Regions from separate parts of the Mus musculus genome. Here region 2 is linked to region 1. Evidence: chromatin loops called from intact Hi-C (ENCODE). Cell type or tissue: left cerebral cortex. All regions are shown on one strand. Each heading gives the region's core, and the rest is flanking DNA. Links, peaks and the distances in the headings are about the cores only.

The links. Peaks named below come from ENCODE experiments on the same cell type or tissue, not always from the same donor. Only the 100,000 strongest peaks of a DNase experiment are listed, where the experiment ranks them.
Region 2: a loop joins it to region 1, with 4 times the contacts of the local background. A loop is called at or near these places in 6 of 42 quality-filtered maps.

The regions. Positions count from the first base shown.
Region 1 is chr13:21,783,033-21,789,727 of GRCm38, forward strand. It overlaps H2ac22 (H2A clustered histone 22), which reads right to left and starts at 4,216. Exons shown (of 1, transcript NM_178184.3): 1 at 3,742-4,216. The coding sequence starts at 4,186. The coding sequence ends at 3,794. It overlaps H2bc22 (H2B clustered histone 22), which reads left to right and starts at 4,456. Exons shown (of 2, transcript NM_178202.2): 1 at 4,456-4,859; 2 at 5,992-6,181. The coding sequence starts at 4,483. The coding sequence ends at 6,031. It overlaps H3c11 (H3 clustered histone 11), which reads right to left and starts at 365. Exons shown (of 1, transcript NM_178207.2): 1 at 1-365. The coding sequence starts at 338. In left cerebral cortex, for the core only: a CTCF peak has its summit at 3,992; DNase peaks (open chromatin) are centred at 4,352 and 4,851; H3K4me3 peaks cover 1,360 bases; H3K27ac peaks cover 891 bases.
Region 2 is chr13:23,749,738-23,756,432 of GRCm38, forward strand. H2ac4 (H2A clustered histone 4) reads left to right here and starts at 1,351. Exons shown (of 1, transcript NM_175660.3): 1 at 1,351-1,855. The coding sequence starts at 1,396. The coding sequence ends at 1,788. H3c2 (H3 clustered histone 2) reads left to right here and starts at 2,608. Exons shown (of 1, transcript NM_178203.3): 1 at 2,608-3,103. The coding sequence starts at 2,643. The coding sequence ends at 3,053. In left cerebral cortex, for the core only: CTCF peaks have their summits at 1,728 and 2,576; DNase peaks (open chromatin) are centred at 1,330, 1,785 and 2,524; H3K4me3 peaks cover 1,016 bases; H3K27ac peaks cover 1,488 bases.

The DNA of each region.
Region 1 (6,695 bases), core at 1,002-6,001:
ATGGCGCACAGGTTGGTGTCCTCAAACAGACCCACGAGGTAGGCCTCACAGGCCTCCTGCAGAGCCATGACAGCCGAGCTCTGGAAGCGCAGGTCGGTCTTGAAGTCCTGCGCGATCTCGCGCACCAGGCGCTGGAACGGCAGCTTGCGGATCAGCAGCTCGGTCGACTTCTGGTAGCGCCGGATCTCGCGCAGCGCCACGGTGCCGGGACGGTAGCGGTGAGGCTTCTTCACGCCGCCGGTGGCCGGGGCGCTCTTGCGGGCGGCCTTGGTGGCCAGCTGCTTGCGCGGGGCCTTGCCGCCGGTGGACTTGCGAGCGGTCTGCTTAGTACGAGCCATCTCAGTACACTAGAAAGTGAATAAAGTGGTGTTGAGATGGAAAAGCCCAAGTATATATATAACAAGCCACCCTTTTGGATTGGACAGTAAACTGCTGACATCATAGTTCCAGACAGGGGATTGGTCCGCGTTTAAACCGAGTAAGGAAAGGAAAAACGTTGCCTACATTTTATATTTAACGTACAAATTTCATCTTTTTACATAACAATTACTCTAGCAACTCCCAGAATTTATCATCTCGAGATAATGTTGGCTTTGGAGGTCAAAAGACCTCTTCGCTATTTATTTAAACAAGAGCACCGTTATTTGGGGGCAGAAATTTAATGGAAAGAAATCTGAAAGGAAAATTAACAAAAAAAAAAAAAAAAAAAAAGTTATTCCTGGAGTCATGAGCACTTCTTACACTTGATTTCGCTCAAAAACTGCTTGCAACACTTTTATGACCGGAAACTTTTAGAAGTTGCAATTGATACTGCCTTTCAGCGGTTGCGATTTTGGCGCGAAAAAAATTCAAAATCAGTGTATCTGCAACTTACTAGGGCTTTGAGATCCAGAAGGCTTTGAGATTCTGTTACTCTTCTACAGCAACACTGTAGGGGACAGGGGCATTCCCAGGTTGGCATTCATTATTTACAAGTTACAAAGTTACACCATTCAAGGTTAAAAGCGAACGCTGGGAATTCACAGATAGCAGCCCCACCCCACCGCCCAACACACACACACTATGTATACAGCTCTAGGAGACTAAGGCAGCCTTTGGAGTAACTCAGCAAGGGGTGATCTGATGATCCTGCTGAGCCAGGAAGACGATGGCAGGCTTGGTGATATTCAGCACATGACTTTTCGGGAGTGCTTGGTGCCGTTTTTTTTACCCAGGCCCTTTCCCCCACTTAATGTGGTCAAATTTGCCAGAAACAAAAGCAATAAGATCAGACAGTAAGCATGTTGTTTTATGAACAGGCTTTTTGCCTAATTGGGAATATCAGGCACAAGCAATATTTACTTGCTGTTTACCAGAGAACCTTACCAAGATTATCAGGAAAAAAGAACTGCTGAAGACGCTCATTTGAAAATAGCTCTATCCACCCCACATTCGGAGCTACCCACAGGTCATCCTTTACGAGTCAGGCGCCTAACCTGCCTTCACTCACAGCGTAGTCTTTGTGCTTGGTTGATGTACTCAGAGCCTAAGAGGGCTGAAGACAAATGTTTCTGACAATGTCAGATGTGCAAAGTGCTTTCTTTATAACAAAAGCTAAACAGCCTGCGAATTAGAATGGTAAAGGTGTATCAGTGTAGTTGAAGCTTAGATGTGCCCCTGAGCTCCCACACTTTGCCAAAATGGGTTGGTTTTTTTTTTCCATATGTAATTATTTGGGAAGGAGAGATTCAAACTCCATCTTTGTGCTGCTTCCCCCTGTGCTTTTCTCAGACTTGCCACATATCTGCTGAAAAGTGATTCCTGTTTTCTTCATTCCAAAATCATTCAAGAATCAGAGTTGTTGCTCCATTATTATTATTATTATTATTATTATTATTATTATTATTTGCAGAGGGAGGAGATAAAAAAAAAACTGGCTCCTGTCCTCTTTCTCTACCCATGGAAAACAACTGCACCCAGACATTCTCTCCATTACATTTACAAAAAAGAGGCACAATGCAGAGGCCAAAGATGACTTTATTGCTAGAAAACCCATTTTAAAGGCAACGGTGTTGCTTGGTTCTTGAGATTCTAGCTGTTTGGAAAGAATTACCAAACACCTTATACTATCTTCTAGAGCAAATGAGTTTTCTCCCATTCTTCTCTTGCAATGTCAGTGATATTTACCTTTAAAATGTGTCAACATTTTTGTTACTCTTGGAAGTAATGCCACCTTTAATTTTAATAGTTTTTGTAAGTATATTGTGAAGTGTCCAAGCTGTCTGTTAATGACTCCATTCTCCGGGGCTTGTAGGTTGTGAGTGGTCTTGGCATCCTGCAGAAAAGCCTCAAGAATCTGCTTTCCTTGCAACAATTACTTTAAAACCAAAAAGCATTCTACTTATGGGAAAAGCACAGGCTCTGTGCACATTATTTGAAATTTTATAACACAAAACACTTGAGTCCTATTCTCTTTTTAATGAAAAGAGATAAAAACAGGAAGAAAAAAGAAGAAAAGAAAAGAAAGAAAAGAAAAGAAACTTCATCTAACTTTAAGCTTGGTACCTGGGACCTGCAAATTGACTTGACAAATGGCATCTTAGCAGGGAGAATGATTTATAAAATATATACAGAGAAAGCTTTGCAGCAAGCAAGCTCAAGAAAACGTAAAAATGAAGTTTACTGGCTCTTTTAAGGATCTGGAGAATAAATACATGGGAAGGTAAATACACAAACTAGTAACAGGAGAGGCTAACCAGCAAAAATCCTCAATGATGGGCATTATTTTTGGTAGGTCAGAGCACAATAATGGAAATTTTTCTTCATGGCATTGTAAAGGGAGACTTCTGTCAAGTGTTTCACCATCCCTGTGTTCAGTGTCATCTTCAATTAATCCTTATACCCAAGTGATATACTTGGGGTTAAACATTAAGTCCCCTATATAAAGTAGTTTGAAACTTGGCCGGTTTGGTTGCCTTGAGCATGTTTAATCCTGCTAATATTCTTCTTGGTGAGACTGAGTTAAATACTGAAAGAGATTGGGCCTGTGAAAGAAATCCCTGGCATTCTACTCTCCTGGATTCTCCTTTGCTTCCAAACATAGGTACTAAAGCCAGAATTCTTCAGTAAAGGGAAAAGTAGAAACTAGGGCTCCACTCTAAAAAAGCAGTAATGTGGGGACATTCATTCTTTATCCTTTCAAGAGCCTCATTCGGTACTGATGAGGAAAGACAGTTGCTGCACACGGGTCAAGAACCTGGACAGACCAGGCTTGCTGGAGTTTGCCTTTGTGCTAGACCAAATAGGTCAAATCCTGGATACCTTCCAAACGGCTTACATTCACTTTGCCATTAAGAGGTGGACTCTTTTCATGTTGCCAGTTTGCACATGTTTATCTTATAAGACTGCTCCTGTAAACTAGTTATGTATTCCAATATGGTTGAAAATCAATACAGGATGCTGTCATATGGTGACCTTAAGTACAAATTGCTGTTACTAGCTAACATTGAACTTTAGCTTTTGTAAATCAAAGACTGGCAGATAATAGCCTTTAAATATAATGGTTTTAAATTTGTAACCTATTTGCAACTCTGTAGCCACTTAGGGGAAAAGGTGGTGTTTTTATCTCTTTTCATTAAAAAAAGAATTGGACATGTTACCAAAATCACCTTGATAACTGAGGATCGGAGAAACAGATTCCTTCTATAGAAAGTAACAAAAAGTAGCAACCAATAAAGCTTAAGCTCCTTAAAAAGACAAATGTGTTAGCTCTGAAAAGAGCCTTTGTTTTTTAAATGATCAGGAAACAATTGTCTTATTTTCCCTTGGCCTTGTGGTGGCTCTCGGTCTTCTTCGGCAGCAGTACGGCCTGGATGTTGGGCAGGACGCCGCCCTGCGCGATGGTCACGCGGCCCAGCAGCTTGTTGAGCTCCTCGTCGTTGCGGATGGCCAGCTGCAGGTGGCGCGGGATGATGCGCGTCTTCTTGTTGTCGCGGGCCGCGTTGCCCGCCAGCTCCAGGATCTCGGCCGTCAGGTACTCCAGCACGGCCGCCAGGTACACCGGGGCGCCGGCGCCCACGCGCTCCGAGTAGTTGCCCTTGCGGAGCAGCCGGTGCACGCGGCCCACGGGGAACTGCAGGCCGGCCCGGGAGGAGCGGGTCTTGGCCTTGGCGCGAGCCTTGCCGCCCTGTTTGCCGCGTCCAGACATTCTAAACAAAAAGAAAGAACTGACAACTGCAAAGGCCAAAAGTGGAGGAGCTTGGCCTTTATAGGATTCTCCAAGCGCGAAAAAGAGCCTACGCGATTGGCTGGCTTCTTCTTTTCGTCTAGACCAATGGGAGGCGTTTATGCCGAAGCGTAGTTCCATTGGGCGCTACGCCATGAAAATTTGAAAATTTTAACCAATCAGAAATGTGTATCTCTAAGCCTCATTTGAATAACGCCTTATTAAAAAGCGAAGGGCTCACGGCGCAAGTTGTAGCGTGGTAGAGTTCCTGACCTAACATGCCTGAGCCTGTTAAGTCCGTTCCCGCCCCGAAGAAGGGCTCCAAGAAGGCCGTCACCAAGGCCCAAAAGAAGGATGGCAAGAAGCGCAAGCGCAGCCGCAAGGAGAGCTACTCGGTGTACGTGTACAAGGTGCTGAAGCAAGTGCACCCCGACACCGGCATCTCCTCCAAGGCCATGGGCATCATGAACTCGTTCGTGAACGACATCTTCGAGCGCATCGCGAGCGAGGCGTCCCGCCTGGCGCATTACAACAAGCGCTCGACCATCACGTCCCGGGAGATCCAGACGGCCGTGCGCCTGCTGCTGCCCGGGGAGCTGGCCAAGCACGCGGTGTCGGAGGGCACCAAGGCTGTCACCAAGTACACCAGCTCCAAGTGAGTTCGTCTGACTCACTCCAAACACAAAGGCTCTTTTCAGAGCCACCCACATTCTCAAAACAGAGATGGATTGCTTGTTAAGTGATTCTACCTTACTCGGACATATTAGTTACTATTTTTTAGGGTTAAGTAAGGGTTTTTGTCTTGAGGTTTTGTTTTGCATTTTTATTTTAATCCTAATATTGTTTTTCTGCCCCCAGCTCTCCTAGAATTCTCTGAAGTCAGGTTAACCTCTGAGATCGAGGGCTGATCTCTCTGTCCTGAGTACTTAGGTTAAGTTCCTGCACCCACACTGTCATTAACAATTGTTTCTAATTAGTATCCCAGAATCTATGAGGATTTCTTAGTTTAAATTTAGCCTGTCTTGTTAAGTGCTACCACCTAATGTCTCAAATCTGCTTTTGAACTCCTGCTGAGACGTCACAATAGATTCTGTTCAATAAGATACCTCATTGGAGCCCCGAGGTCTACATGATTCTCGCTGAAAACTTGAGATGTAGTCAGGCGCAGCTTAATTTGATTGGGTCCTGTTTTCTTGGTCGTTTGGTTTGAAGTTTTGTTTTCAGAATGAATTTCACTGGTTAGCAGTATATTCTCAAACTAATTCTAGCCAGGCTAACCTCCAGATTGGACATTCGGCCTCAGTTTCATAAATCGCTGGAATTACAGGCCTATACAACCAGACTTGTTCTTGCAAGGCCCCAGCTAAGCACCAAGGAAACAAAACTTTCCTCCGTTTTCCTAAGTGTATTCAACTTTTGTAAATTTCTTCTGTTCCACCTTCATTGTCTGCTGGTGTGGTGATGATTGGAATTAGATTGTGGGAGGAAAAAAACCTCAAAAGGATATTGATTGTTTGGGATTGTCCTGGAATTTTTCAGAGGATAAAATACTAAGTAAAGATTAAATCAAACCACTTTAAAGACGAAAAAGCCCTTTTTCTGTAAGTCCTCTAGGACAGTAAATGCAAATGGTGATGACTTAGGTGCGAATATGAACAGCTCAAAGTAGTTAAATATCAATGAGATTTTAGTGTGCCACTGCTAAAAGAAACATTAGCTGTGTATGACTTGTAAGGTCTTAATAAAGCCTAACCATTTTCCTTAATCATCTCCATTAATCTCTATAGAATCCTGTGGAACAAATTCTATTATCTTCCTTCCTTTTAAAGTTGAGGAAATTAAAATGATTGTACGGAAGCTGCAACATAAATAGAGGCTTGTCTGAGTGGAGACCGAAGTGTGAACTACCCTCCACAATATGATCCTGAAAAAGAAGTATTTAATACATTATAAAAATAAAGGTTTCAATCTATCCCATTATGTAATACAGTCTCTTCCATCCCTCCCCTTCCCCCGCCCCCGCCATATGAGTTTGGGGTTTGGGTTTTCCACGGAAGATTGGTACCTTTGGATCTTTGATTTTGTGTGTGCTCTGTAACAAGGCTTCACTAGAAAACCTCCTTCCTCAGCCTCACACTGCGCTTACAGGCTTGTTTTAGAGTTAGATGAAATTCAGACTGAATTCTTGTGAGGGAAAGTGAAGTTTTCTTGTCTCCTTTCACTGTGCCATGATTAACAATGTGGTGGTAAATAGATTAGCCAGAGAAGTTGTGAGACCAAAACAGGAAATACATTGTTATTAACTCTCTATACCTCAGAAGAGTAAGTTTGTTTCCCACACCTAATGTATCCTGCAAAGCAGGTCTTTCAATGTACTCATCTTGTGGCTCCATGATGTATGATGCTCACCCCTTTGCCTTGCTAAACTCCTGAACCTGTGATATATGATTGCCTTTAGCCTTACTAAAATGTTTCTTACCAGATACCTTGA
Region 2 (6,695 bases), core at 691-5,690, 2.0 Mb after region 1:
CACAATCTTTCTTGTGATGTTCCCACATGACTCATGCATCTGTGTGGTTCTCTTTTCATTCTTCTATACCTCTATGTGATACACCTACATTATCAGACACTGAGTCATGAGACGTGCCCCGGCTTTTACACTTATCGTCTGGCTAGGCACAAGGAGTAGAAGGCAAGGTAGCAGGGAATGTAGGAAATAGTTAAAATGCTTTGTCATGTCAAGTGGAAAAAAGACCAAGAACATGATGGAAACAGCTCAACAGGAGCTAGGCGAGGTTTCCTGGAACAGGAGAGTCCTTAGTCTCGTTCTTTTAGGCTGGCCCTGGACTGAAGAAATGGTGTTTTCTCCTTGAACATAGATCTTTCATCTATGTTGTCTCCAGTCACCAAGACAGCAACGCCTTTCAGTGCAAACTCTTCAGGACCTCCTTGGCCTCATATATTCCAGGTTCTCCTGGGTCAGTGACGGGGCAGGGTCTCCTTTTCCCCAGTCTCTATTTTCCAGGTAGTTTAAGGATAATTCAACCACGATAAAGAATAATTTGGCATGCTTATACTGTCTTTGATATTGGTGGAGCTAAAAGAAAGCCTGCCATAGAACCTAAAATTATGTACCTAATCCGTTATGAGAAGCCCACCAAGGATGACCATTCAGAAACAGTTTGTAGCTGATTGAAATGATTTATTCCTTGTATTGAGGATCACATCCTGGTATCTCACTCTGCTGCTAGAGGGAGAATTTTTTTCTGTTGTTGTTGTTGTTTGTTTGTAACAAGCAGTTTAAAAGAAGCTACATTAGCTAGGGAATCTTGAACTCTGGTTCATAAAACAGTTGGGTAATATTCTATAAGATTCTACGTCAAGATCAAGAAGTAGTTAAACCTGAAATGGCCTTACCAGGAATACAAGATGGAGGAAGTGCCACACTGACTTTCCTTGTCATAAAAACACAATTCTAAACCCTGAAAACAGGACAGTAGCTTAACAACTCAGAAACACTCCTACTCTATATTTCAGAGTTTCTAAAACTACAAAGACCTTGATGAAAACAACAAGAAAATCAGTCAGTTACTTATTTCCATTTAAGTAAAAACTGGAAAAGAAAGTAAAAAAAAGTTCTTAACTATTAATCATGAAAACCAGAGTTTAAATCCCAGAATCTACGTGGTTTTTATTTTTTAAAGAACGATATGAAAAAGGACTGGATGCGAAAAATAAAATGCAGGCCTTTATGCAAATGAGGAGCTCAAATTCTGGCTTTCTATTGGGTACGATATATTAACCAATGGGAGAAACACAAACAGAATACCTCCAGTTAGTATAAATGCTTGCTGTTCAGTTGCAGAATTTACTATATATTCTTTTCCTTTCTCTGCTTTGCCTTTACTGATACTTAAACGCATACATGTCTGGACGCGGAAAGCAGGGTGGCAAGGCCCGCGCTAAGGCCAAGACCCGCTCCTCCCGGGCCGGCCTGCAGTTCCCCGTAGGCCGCGTGCATCGGCTGCTCCGCAAGGGCAACTACTCGGAGCGCGTGGGCGCCGGCGCCCCGGTGTACCTGGCGGCCGTGCTGGAGTACCTGACGGCCGAGATCCTGGAGCTGGCGGGCAACGCGGCCCGCGACAACAAGAAGACGCGCATCATCCCGCGCCACCTGCAGCTGGCCATCCGCAACGACGAGGAGCTCAACAAGCTGCTGGGCCGCGTGACCATCGCGCAGGGCGGCGTCCTGCCCAACATCCAGGCCGTGCTGCTGCCCAAGAAGACCGAGAGCCACCACAAGGCCAAGGGGAAGTAATCTGGCGATTGTCTGTACTGCCCAGTTGAAAGTTAACCAAAACAAAGGCTCTTTTCAGAGCCACCCACATCTTTCCATAAAATGAGCTGCCACCTCGTGAAACGTTCTTCCACTACAGTTTTTATACTACATATGAAAAAGTTACGAAGTAGCTTTCAATCTTAGTAAATTGATTTTAATACTGTTAGTCCCTGCGATAAATCTTACGACCTTCCTTAGTTTGAGTCAAAAGTGTGTAAGAGATGAAACCTTTAGAACATACTATATAAATTTTTAGTAGAAATTTGGCACCCAGGTTTGTCATTCACGTCACGATTGTCTAGAGCATAATGGTAGTAAGGGCTAAGGGCCATTAAATCCCACTTCCATAGTTTCGGCAGTATTTTAACTAACATGATCTGCCTGTGTGTATCGGTTTGCAAATATTTGATTTTAGAATTGATAAACTACATTTATTTAAACTAGGTCTTGCAAAGCTCACAAAACCTACTTTAAATTTCTATGTTCACTTGTTTGATTACCTGAATTGAGTTTTCAAAGCTTGAGACAATTTGATGTATGTATGTAAGTAAAATTATGTAAAACTTTCTTATGTAAAATTTCTGTTCACAGGAGTTATATACACTACAGTGTAAAATTAAAGTGATAGCAAAGATGGAGGGGAAGAGAGGCGGAGAGTGTGCATGTTCTGAAAGCTTTTTAACCAGGATTTAGAAGCAGAGGCTGACCAATCCCAACAAAGCGCGGGCCCTTTGAATGTTCTTCGGTCCAATAGCGGATAGTCTGATTGTATAAAAGGTGGACAGCGCCTTGCAGCTCACTATAGTGTCAGTCTATTTTCCCTTGTTAAAGTCATGGCTCGTACTAAGCAGACCGCTCGCAAGTCCACCGGCGGCAAGGCCCCGCGCAAGCAGCTGGCCACCAAGGCCGCCCGCAAGAGCGCCCCGGCCACCGGCGGCGTGAAGAAGCCTCACCGCTACCGTCCCGGCACCGTGGCGCTGCGCGAGATCCGGCGCTACCAGAAGTCGACCGAGCTGCTGATCCGCAAGCTGCCGTTCCAGCGCCTGGTGCGCGAGATCGCGCAGGACTTCAAGACCGACCTGCGCTTCCAGAGCTCGGCCGTCATGGCTCTGCAGGAGGCGAGCGAGGCCTACCTTGTGGGTCTGTTTGAGGACACCAACCTGTGCGCCATCCACGCCAAGCGTGTCACCATCATGCCCAAGGACATCCAGCTCGCCCGCCGCATTCGTGGGGAGAGGGCTTAAACGAAACAAAGTGCAAACTGGAACCCAAAGGCTCTTTTCAGAGCCACCCACAGTTTCTGTAAAAGCAGCTGTTACTTTTCTACTGTCTTGGAAACTTTGTTTTTCAAAGATTTATCTAGTTACAAAGTATACTGTTGCTTTCTTCAGTAGGCATCAGTTCTCACTTCAGTTGTTGCTGGTATTTGAGCTCATGTCCTGGAAACTGCCTTTAAATTAAACAGTAATTTACATATTACAATAAGTGGCCAAAAGTAATGGACTGTCAGGCTTTATGTCATAAGCATTGCCTGTCTTGATTCCTTTTTGGTCTGTTCTTGGGTTTTGTCTTTTTTTGTTTTTGTTTTCGTGCTATATATTTGTGCTCTCTTGTGTAATTTCCACTACAGGTCATATCCAGGTGTCTTTTGTTCACATATTTCTGGTTCCAACACTTGTCTGTCCTGAAGCTTGTGCAATGTTTACTGTTTTTGCTGTTACTCATTGAAATCTAGTACAAAACTTAAAAAATTTTGTTTTCTATGTTTTAATAGATGCTGAAAAGTAGTATTTCAAGTTAAATACAATTTACATTATGCTGGGATATTTCAAGCAATCGTCAGAAATTTTTAGTTTTTGTAAATTTTTTCACTATATTTCTGAACTTTAAACTACAGAGGCCTCTCTACACAACCTCTCACTCCAGACATTGGCTCCCATCCCTTTCCCACTACTTTCTTACATGTAACACTGCCTATATCGGGAATGTGAATAGACAACAAACTACCAAGATTTAACTTGTGGGTGATTCGTGTGGATATATTTTCCAGGGATAATAATAGCAAATACAACAATGACATTAAAACCTGGCTTACAAAATGATAATTTATTTTAAATCACATCTGCACTCCCTGATACTCTTCCATAGATTAAGTGGGGCAGCAGGATCACAAGTTTGAAGTCCCCTTTGTTACAGAATGAGTTCAAAGACAGCCTTGGTAGTTTAGTAAGACCTTGTCTTGATATTAGAAGAGACTGGGGTCCAGGTCAAAAGGTATCACACTTGCTTAGCTTACCTATTAAACAAACCAAACCAAACAAAAAGGAAGAAAAGGTATATGTCTAGGTATTTGATTTCCTAGAGGCTGCTGTAGATAGCTCTGCCTGGCAACGATATGTCATCCACATATGGTGTCTTATGGTCATGATGTCCCTTGAATGCCCAATATCTAAACATTTGGTTTTTGCTGTGCTGGCATTCATGTCCCCTGCTTAGCTGTTATGAATAAATTATATATATATTACTCTCCTCTGTAACAAAGTAGTGTTTTAGGTACAGTTTGCTGAAAGGCAGCAAACTTGCTATTTTTCTGTAAGAATCAGATGAGCAGTCTTCAAGGGTCTGGCTCTTCTTGCCTCATTGTCCTTACTAGAAGCATGCATTTAAAACCTGGATTCTACATTCAGTCATTTATTTGAAGATTTAATAGAATTTCATAATATAACAAATATAATAATATCTTAATAAATAATAAAATCGTGCATCTTCTTTGAGAGACCTCAGTAGTGGATAGTCTGCAGCAGCAGATAGTAGTCACTGTGTGGGAAGCTTGCACAGGCTCAGATTCTATCATAAGTGCCTACTAGGCCATCTCAGATGAATCTTTTTTTCCATTTGAAATTGGAATCTACACCATCTATCTTTTATGATTATCATTAGAATATATTCCAATGCATAGTTTCAATTTTTCTGAGCTATATATTGTTTTTTAATAAAAATTTTAAATAACTCAAACAAGCTTCTGAAATTACATCTTACTTAGCATCACTTAATTGCATAGACTCTGCTCAGTTTATAAATTATCACCATGTACTTAAAAATCTTTTAAGGATTTGTTGTTGTTTTTGTTCTTAGGAAGTAGTATGGTCTAATATCCCCCTATTCTCTCTATAGAGCAGGAAAAACAAAAACAAAACACAAATAAACTGATTTTCAAATTTTGCTAAAATAATATTGATCTTCCTTTAGTGTTCTACTATACCTTCCTCTCTGCACTCCACTTGGAATAAAAACACTTTTTTAAAAAATTGGGTCTTTCTTTATGGTAACTTATAGCTTTGTATTATATAACTTGTAAGTTATATAAAAAAAAATATGTTTTTGCCAAATCCATCCTAAAGCCCAGGTGGAGGGTCTAACTGTGAAGTTTTACCTTGCTATATATATGTAATTAAACAGATAGTATGCATTTGAGATCTATAGTAAACATGATTTCTATCCTCCAGGAACTGCACACAGAATGATATCAGGCACATGATAATGTTTACAGCTAGTACTCTTGAAGAAAACAGTTTTGTTATGGATATTTGTATGAAAGTTCAAGGCTCTTAAAGACAACTTGGAAGTCAAGTTTTAAGATCTGCTGTTTAGATTACAAGTTTTAACAATAAAAATCATACACAGTGGCACAAACCTGCTACTTAGCTGAGGAGACTGAGGCCAGAGAATTGCAACTTCCATCTAGGGTTACATAGCAAGGATCTTTCAGGGAAAAAGGAAGAAGGGGAAGAGAAGTGGGAGGAGGAGGAAAAGAAGTGGGGGGAGGAGGAGGAGGAAGAAGGAGAAGATGGACTAGAAATAGAAAATGGAAAGAAAAAGAGCACAGAAAGACAGAAGTTAGCAGTGGGCCTTACAGTGTTGACTGGGAGAGGCAACTTCCGAGTATTCAGAGTGTCTTAGTAAAATTAAACATATGCAAAATAAGTGAATGGAAATTCATAAACTGAGCTGTAGCATGGCTGCATTGTGATTGTTAATTCACCTTGGGAAATGGACCAACAGTTCTTAAATCTTCACCCATGAAATACAAAACAAGATCTGTCACTATACTTCATTACATGCTGTAATAAAATGTAATCCTTATACACATTTGGTGATACTGATAGTGTGTTGGAAATAATAACCTGATAAGGAAATACTTCTAGGAAGAGTATTAAAATAGTGTTTATTTGGGGTTTCTATTGCTGTGATAAAACACTACTATCAAAAGCAACTCAGGCAGGAAAGGGTTTATTAGGCTTACAGTTCTGCATCACTGTTCATCACTGAAGGAGGTGAGGAATAGGAAATCAATCAGGGAAGGAACCTGGAGGCAGGAGCTGGTTGCAAAGGCCATGGAAAGGTGCTGCTTACAGACTTGCTCTATGTTGACCCTCCCCCCAGCCTGTTTTCCTGTAGAACACAGGCCCACCAGCCCAGGAACCGCACCACCTACAATGTGCAGGACCCTTCCCTCATAAGGCACTAATTAAGAAATCCTCTACTGATTTGTCTACAGATTCATTTTATGGAGGAATTTTTTCAAATGAGGTTCCTCCTGTATGATGGCTCTAGTTTGTGTCAAGTTGGAATAAAACTATCCAGCACAAATAGTAACAGGTAAAAATATTTATGTAGTACTTCTTTGAAACAATCTCTTCTAATGTAGTACCCAAGCAAACAAACTGTGGGCACCATTATCAGACAAGTTTTATAAGTATAAAGGGGGAACAGGAAAATGACCAGTTCCAATATCTCTGAATTCATTACTTTGAACGAGAGCATACACTGTGTAGGGGTGGCAAAATAGAATACAAGCATCATGCAGTTTTCCCGCTCTAATAAAA